Regions from separate parts of the Homo sapiens genome. Here region 2 is linked to region 1. A link is an interaction called in ENCODE POLR2A ChIA-PET data of the cell type or tissue named here. Cell type or tissue: GM12878. All regions are shown on one strand.

Region 1 (4,000 bases):
CCTGGCCTCAAGTGATCTGCCTGCCTTGGCCTCCCAAAGTGCCGGGATTACAGGTGTGAGCCACCTCACCTGGCAGAGTTTTTAAAAACATTATTAATGGAGGAAGTATTGTTATTTAGAGGCCCTGAGTGCCATTTTACATGAGTTTCTATGAGAAGTTACTACTTTTTATTCGTTAATTCTTTAAATAATTTTTTTCTTACTAGTAGGAATATAATTCTAAATTATAAGATAGGGCAGGGTACGGTGACTAATGCCTGTAATTCCAATACTTTGAGAAGCCAAGGCAGGAGGATCCTTTGAGGCCAGGAGTCGAGACTAGGCTGGGCAACTTATGGAGACCTCATCTCTATAAAAAATTTAAAAGCTAGCCGAGTATGGTGGTGTGCACCTGTAGTCTCAGCTGCTGAAGAGGCTGAGCTAGGAGGATTGCTTGAGCCCAGGAGGTCGAGGTTTCAGTCTACTTGTGATCACGCCTCTGCACCTCTAGCCTAGGCAATAGAGTGAAGCCCTGTCTCAAAAAAGAAAAAAAAAATTATAGGATTCTACCTTCTGTGGAATTTTGGTAGATCATACTGCTTGAAATAGGTTTCTCGGGCTTGCAAATTTTTTTAATCCAACTATGATTTTTGCAATAAAATTAGTGTAAAAACTGTGGGAATGAAAAAGAATAGTACATTTTTGTCTTTCGTTTCCCATTAAGTTTTAAATTTCTGTTAAAAATGTACTCTGTGGCTTCTCTAATTTAAAAAGTGTAAAAAATGTATTTTGAATTGTCCTAATGTTCTTTCTACTAATTAAAATGTATAAATTATATTTTTATATGCAGGACTTCTTAATTACTCAAATGACTGGAAAAGAGCTCTTTGAGATGTGGAAGATAATAAATCCCATGGGGCTATTGGTAGAAGAACTGAAGAAAAGGAATGTTTCAGCTCCTGAATCAAGACTTACTAGGCAGTCTGGTGGCACCACAGCTTTGCCTTTGTATTTTGTTGGCTTATACTGGTTAGTGAAATTTTAATCTTAACTTTATAACTTTGAGGAAATCCTAAAAACAGACTCCTCACAAAGCCTTAAAAACACTCTTCACATTCCATAAGGAATGTTAACATAACCTCTTCAGATTCCTTAACGTAACTTCTAATTGCATGAAAAGATTTTTTAAAAATCTCTTCCCCATGGTTATTATTTACTACTTCCCTTCCCGCTAGTTATGCTTAGGAAGAATCTGAGTTTTGCTAATAGCTTTTGTCAGCCAACTATTTGCTATAGACTTTCAGTGTGTTATCTTAAATTTTTCTGTGTAGAAGTACAAATGTTGACTTGTTCGTGTTAGAGATTCAACCTTAATCCATTCTTGTCAGTAGCTTCAACTGAGCCTAGAACTGGAAAAGGAAGGGCCTTAGTTATCCATCAAAATGTGTAAATCAACCCATGTTGAGAGCTTTTTAGTTTTGTTAGTAAAAAGTTGACTTGCCCCAAATTAATCTCAGATGTTAAGATTAAAGTGTTAAATGTAAATATTGAATATTTAAGATAGCTAGATTAAAATTTAGGTAAATATTTTTCTAATCCTTGTATCACGAAAGACTTTATAAGTATAAAAGAAATAGAAGTTACCACATGGGGAAAATGGATAGTGTTGTATAAAGTTTTATCTATTGAAATGCAAAAACAGTGAGATACTCTTTGTTACTTACCTGATTGGCAAACCTTTTAAACATATCTTTTATCATCAGTTTATATACTGCTGGTAGGAAAAAAATGTACCATATTTCTGTGAATAATTTTGACAAAATGCCAAGCATCTTAAAATTTTTTATGTTCTTTGATTTTGGTATTTCAACTTTGGGTTGTTTGCCTTAGATTTACAGGCAAATTTTGTGAACAAAGACGTTTGTTGTTTACCTCTTTATGCTCCATACTTTGAACAGTTGCTGGGACATGGTGGTCAGTAAATAGTTGTTGAACTAAAAAACAATTAGAAATAAATTTGATATTCCACAAGAGGGAAATGATACGTATACATGATGGAATATAGTACAGCTATTACAGGCGACATTTTAAAAGAATTTTTAATGAGATTGGGACATTTTGGAGAATGATCTTTTATCTAAAAAAAAAAATGTAAGAAGTAATTTGCCATATCACTACAGTGATTACTATTGGATAGTAGTGTTTTTGTAGATTTTACATAATGACTTTTTAAAACGTGATCAGTGATAAAACCAGCAACATTAGACTAAAAACAAAATTCTGTGCTTGTTATTCACTTCAAGATGACTTTTTCTGATTCTCAAACTTTGTGCAAATTTGTATGTGTTTATTATTATAAAGTTTAACTTAATAGAACCTTTGTTTCATTTCCAATTATTGTCATAACAGATGTTTTTTAGCAAATTTATTTCATATTGTTGTTGTTTTATTTGTGTAGCTTCACTAGTTTTTCTTTAATTTGGTTTCGGTCTTCACTTTCAAATCAGCTTATATTGAATCTGACTTAGTAAATGCAGTTGCCGATTGAATCTGATTTAGTAAATGCAGTTGCTATGCATTAAACTTTCAGGAGATGCTTCTTTGAATTGCACAGATGAAATTTTAGGTCAGAAAATTTCCAGGAAGTAGTTAAATATATTTCAGAAGTAGCAAAACAAATAGGATTATAGTTATTTGATGTGCACATTCTACATTCTTTGCTCCCTTGAAGGAACATTTTACATTTTTAAAGAAGATAAATGGTTATGATATAGAAATACCAGTAAAGCAGAGGAATACCTACATTAGATTTATCGATAGAATACTCATAGCCAACATTGAGTGTTACCTCACTTGGGAATAAATTAGAGTGGATTAGAAATATATAAAATGATTTAAAAATCTGAGCCTGTTTTGAAGCTCTTTTTTTTTCCTTTTTATTTAATTACTATTTATCTTCTTTCTTTTTTCTTTTTTTTTCAGAGGTCTCACTATGTTGCCTAGTCTGATCCCTAACTCCTGGGCTCAAGCAGTCCTCCTGCTTTGGTCTCCCAAAGTGTTGGTGTTAAAGCTGTGAGCCACTGGGAGGCCAAGGCGGGCGGATCTTGAGGTCAGATCGAGACCATCCTGGCTACGGTGAAACCCCCGTCTCTACTAAAAATACAAAAAACTAGCTGGGCGTGTTGGCGGGTGCGTTGGCGGGCACCTGTAGTCCCAGCTACTCAGGAGGCTGAGGCAGGAGAATGGCGCGAACCCAGGAGGCGGAGCCTGCAGTGAGCCAAGATCGTGCCACTGCACTACAGCCTGGGCGACAGAGTGAGACTCAGTCTCAAAAAAAAAAAAAAAAAGTGTGAGCCATCATGCCCAGCCTAAAGTTCTTAATTTGAAATATAGAGCTGGTTTCTGGTTTCTTATTTGTGTTAAAGTTTAAATGACAGACTCAAAAGGCATAATTTTTTCAACAGAATCTTTTCCCAAGTTATATCACACATTAAAAATAAAAATAGTCATAATTCCTGATAATATTTTTACTAGTTTCAGGTTTTTGTAAGGAGATATTTATTTTTCCCAAGTTATATCACACATTAAAAATAAAAATAGTCATAATTCCTGATAATATTTTTACTAGTTTCAGGTTTTTGTAGGGAGATATTTATTTACATATTCTTCCAATTCTCTCATCAACAATTGAAAACCTAGATACGACTTGCTTTTTTGACTTGACAGAGTTGTATATATTTCTAAGGAAACGTAAGTGTATCTTTGTCTAATTACCATATGTAATGAACTTGCAACAAATCTAGTTAAAATCCAAAAGATGATCTATCAGAGCTATTGTGTTACTTCTAATGGGTATTATTGAAATAGATGTAGAAGGCATAATTGCTTTATAACTGCTTTGTGTACTGTCTTACAATATTCCATGTAATTTAAGACTACTGTTTGTTCTCTTTCTAGTGATAAAAAGTTGATTGCAGAAGGACCTGGGGAAACAGTATTGGTTGCAGAAGAAGAGGCTGCT
Region 2 (4,000 bases), 340 kb after region 1:
GGTGGAGGTTGCAGTGAGCCGAGGTCACACCACTGCACTCCAGCCTGGGTGACAGAGCAAGACTTCATCTCAAAATAAATAAATAAATAAATATATATATATATATATATATACACATATATATAATGTTAATATAGCAAAAGGATTTAAGACAGCGCTGGGCACATAATAAGTCTTATATGGTATAATGTTCCTACTATTTTACTTACATAGAAGACTAGTGCTTATACTTGAAGTTTCAGACATGTTCCCTTGACAGTGAATCTAGATCTTCTGAAATATATATTCAGATATCAAGCCTTCCCTGGAGATAAATGTAACTCAAGAGCAGAAATAAATGCTTTCTCCTTGAGGAACTCTGACTCTTCTATTATTTGGTTTTTATTGTGGAGCAGTGAAATAATTTGCATCTTCCTCGTTTCCACACAGGCTCAGATACTCACAGAAGCTGGGATAAGGATTTGAGAATTGATCTCAGCAAAGTTTCTCATCCTAGTCTTTTAAATTTTTTCCCCCTGAAGTTCAACGTTACATAGCTGTTTGAAGAGAGTTCAGCCTAAAATTTCTGACTTTTACAATCATCGGATCAGGGAATTCTTCCTTCTGAAAACCAAATAGCTCTTATTTTTCCCCCAATAATAATGCTGGGGCCAGACATGGTGGCCCACGCCTCTAATCTCAGCACTTTGGGAGGCCAATTGCTTGAGCCCAGGAGTTCAAGACCAGCTGGGCCAACACAGTGAGACCCCATCTCTACAAAAAAAATTAAAAATTAGCCTGGCATGATGACGTGTGCCTCCAGTCCTGGCTACTCAGGGCAGTGAGTGGGGCCTGAAATGGGAGGATGGCTTGAACCTGGGAAGTTAGGACTGCAGGGAGCTGTGATGTGGCCACTCCAGCCTGGCTGACAGAGTGAGGCCCTGTCTCAAATCATAATAATGATGCTAGAAAATAAGCAATGATATTAGAGTTCTCAGTAATTTTTTTACTCCTTCCAATAATGCTAAGAATATCTGAAAAAGTCTATTATCCGATATTTTACTGTTAAAAATAGAATGACTCAGTGTCTCCCACCTACCCCTTTCATGCTTGGCAAATAATATTTCTTGTCAATACTAGAAGTTATTGTTTAAAAAGTTATGGGTGCTATAAGGGCAATCTTGGGGTAGAGAGAATGTTCTAGGTCTTGATTATGGTGGTAGTTACACAACTGTAACCATTTGTCAAAACATACAGAATTGTGCACTTAAAATGGCTATTTTATTATATGTAAATTATTCCACAATAAAGTTGATTTTTAAAAACTCATAGAAAATTGTTCTTAAAATGTAAGCATTTGATTGGATATAAATTATAGCTCAGTGAAGTTAATATACAAATCACAAATCATCGACTACCAAAAAAAATTTACAGATGCAAAGTCTACACTCACTCCATCCCCAACTTAACAATGGTTCAACTTAGAATTTTTCAACTTTATGATGGTGTGAAAGCAATATGCATTCAGTAAAACAGCAGTAAATTACATGAGATATTCAACACGTTATTATGAAATAGGTTTATGCTAGATGATTTTGCCCAACTGTAAGCTAAAGTAAGCATTGTGAGCATGTTTAAGCACATCATAGCTAAGCTAAGCTATGATGTTTAGTAGATTTTTGTGCCTGTATTAAATGCTTCTGTAGTGCATTAAGGAGAGAAAAGTATAATAAAAAGGGTCAAATTTGGAAAAAGAGAAAGAGCAGGAAGAATACTTATAAAGTCAGCAACTGCTGCCACAAAAATTGTGACCACCACGGAGGAAAGTTCACTGTGAGTCAGGCCTTACACCAGGGGTCCGCAATCCCCTGGGCCACGGACCATTACCACGTGGCCTGTTAAGAACCAGGCTGCATAGCAGGAGGTGTGCGGCAGGCGAAGGAGCATTATGACCTGAGTTCTGCCTTTTGTCAGATCAGTGGCAGCATTAGATTCTAATAGAAGTGCGACCTTATTGTGAACTGTGCATGCAAGGGATCTAGGTTGCATGCTCCTTATGAGAATCTAATGCCTGATAATCTGAGGTGGAACAGTTTCATCCCGAAATCATCCTCCTATCCTATGCATGGAAAAATTGTCTTCCACAAAACCAGTCCCCAGTGCCAAAAAGGTTGGAGACCTCTGCCTTACACATCACAATGTCAGAGGCAATGTCAGCAACAGACAAGAAGAATTTAGCATGCCTTGAATAGGGGCCCATGACATAAATAATATTTAGTCTTTTATTACATGATAAATCCCTGGCCCAGATACTTTCCTCAATATATAAAACATTTATACTGCTTTTAGGATTAAGGTGACATTATTCCTGTGAAAGGCATATTTGCATGTTTGTTTCACTTTCAGCTGGTGAGGGAGGGTTAACTTCAGATGACCTTTGCAAATTAGTAGCTGAGCTTTGGCATAAACCTGACTCACAAAAGAACTGCTATGCCGAGTTTTTGGTTTTCTTACTTAAGAGAAAGAAGGAAGCTGCAAATAAAATTCTGGTGATTTCCCAAAAGGATATTTGAAAGATGTGCTTGTTAAAGAACTTTACAATGGATTTTTTTTTAACATCTTGAGGGCTTGACAGTTTGCCTGAGACTTATCAAATCAGAAGTGGCCTGTCAAAGGGTGAGCAGGTGAACCCTGATCTGTGAGAGGAACAAAGTGGACAGGTAGTCCATGAACTCTATTTTCTGTACACGTCTGACCTGCTCAAGGTTTGTTTGGTTGGTTGACCCTTTAAGGACAATAAAGTCCTTGAGTTCTTAACCTAAAGGCTTGTAAATTCTTGCAGAGAACTAAAACAAGAAAATGAATAAAGGACAGCTAAGGAGACAGGATAATATGTATTTTAGGCAGGTATTATACAATGACCTATCCTTGGCTTATAATGGTGCAGTTCTCTCTTAAAATGGATGAACCCAATCCGAAGGGAATTTGTAAAGGTTAAATACTACAAAATTGAGTTGAGAGTACTGATTATAGTGAGAATAGAGTGTTAAACATATATGACACATTTTTCTCATTGAACTTTACATTTTTCAATGTAATCAAGTTAATGGAATGCATTTTGGTTAGAAGTCTAAGGGAGGCTCAGTGAGGCTTGGTTTGATGTGGTCCTTTCAGACTGGCCCTCGACCCAACTGACACAGGCTCATAGCTTCAAGAACAAGGTCAAACCTACAGAAAGCACCTGGGATGGTTTATGGCTGAAGTGGCTTGAAGTTCCACAGTAGGTGTGGTCTGGGAATTTTTCTGATGAATGTCATCTAAAAGTTCCCTTCTTTTTCCCAACAAGCTACTATTGCAAACCACAGTGTGGTCAGGAACATTTCTGCTGTAGTGTTCTCCAGGGAGTGGTCTGGCCTCATACTGCATCCAGCTGGTTAAACCGACCCCTAATTCCTCAGCCTGCGCTGTCCAATGCGGTAGCCACCAGCCACAGGCAGCTCTTGAGAACTTGAAATATGGCTAGAGTGATGCTATAAATACACTGGATTTGGATGCCTTAGCAGAAAAAAAAAAGAATGAAAAATGTCTCATTATATTGATTGTATGTTGAAATGATCCTATTTTGAATGCAGTGGGTTGAATAAAATATATTACTAAAAATAATCTCATTTGTTTCTTTTTTGTATTTTTAAATGTGGATATTAGAACATTTTAAACTACCTGTGTGCCTTGTATTATATTTATATTGGACAATACCATCTGTCCTAGTTCTCAGCCTGGCCAAGGCTCAGTTCACTCACTTCCCCGTGCAGTGCCCAAGTGTGATCTTCAGCACCTTTTCTCTCTCTCAGACTTAGGAGGCTCTATCTTGGAATAGGGGTTGTGCCTCCACAGGGATTTGGGTTGGGGTTGCCAGCCCCTTTCCACTCATTTGCGTCCTCCTGGGTCCCAGCCCTTGATATGTCTCTGTAGCCTCCAGTTTTCTCCCGAGCCTGCTCCCTCCCTCCTTCCTCACGGCATG

Evidence for each region. Peaks named below come from ENCODE experiments on the same cell type or tissue, not always from the same donor. Only the 100,000 strongest peaks of a DNase experiment are listed, where the experiment ranks them.
Region 2: POLR2A ChIA-PET joins it to region 1 with 5 read pairs; 1 of 35 experiments calls an interaction of 5 or more read pairs at or near these places.

What each region holds. Positions count from the first base shown.
Region 1 is chr2:223,962,927-223,966,926 of GRCh38, forward strand. It overlaps MRPL44 (mitochondrial ribosomal protein L44), which reads left to right. Exons shown (of 4, transcript NM_022915.5): 3 at 830-1,008; 4 at 3,937-4,000. Among named protein-coding and RNA genes, the nearest start is that of MRPL44, 7.5 kb to the left of the region's middle. In GM12878, no CTCF peak of the experiment used is centred here; no DNase peak of the experiment used is centred here; H3K4me3 peaks cover 546 bases.
Region 2 is chr2:224,306,045-224,310,044 of GRCh38, forward strand. No RefSeq gene overlaps it. Among named protein-coding and RNA genes, the nearest start is that of FAM124B, 94 kb to the right of the region's middle. In GM12878, no CTCF peak of the experiment used is centred here; a DNase peak (open chromatin) is centred at 2,417.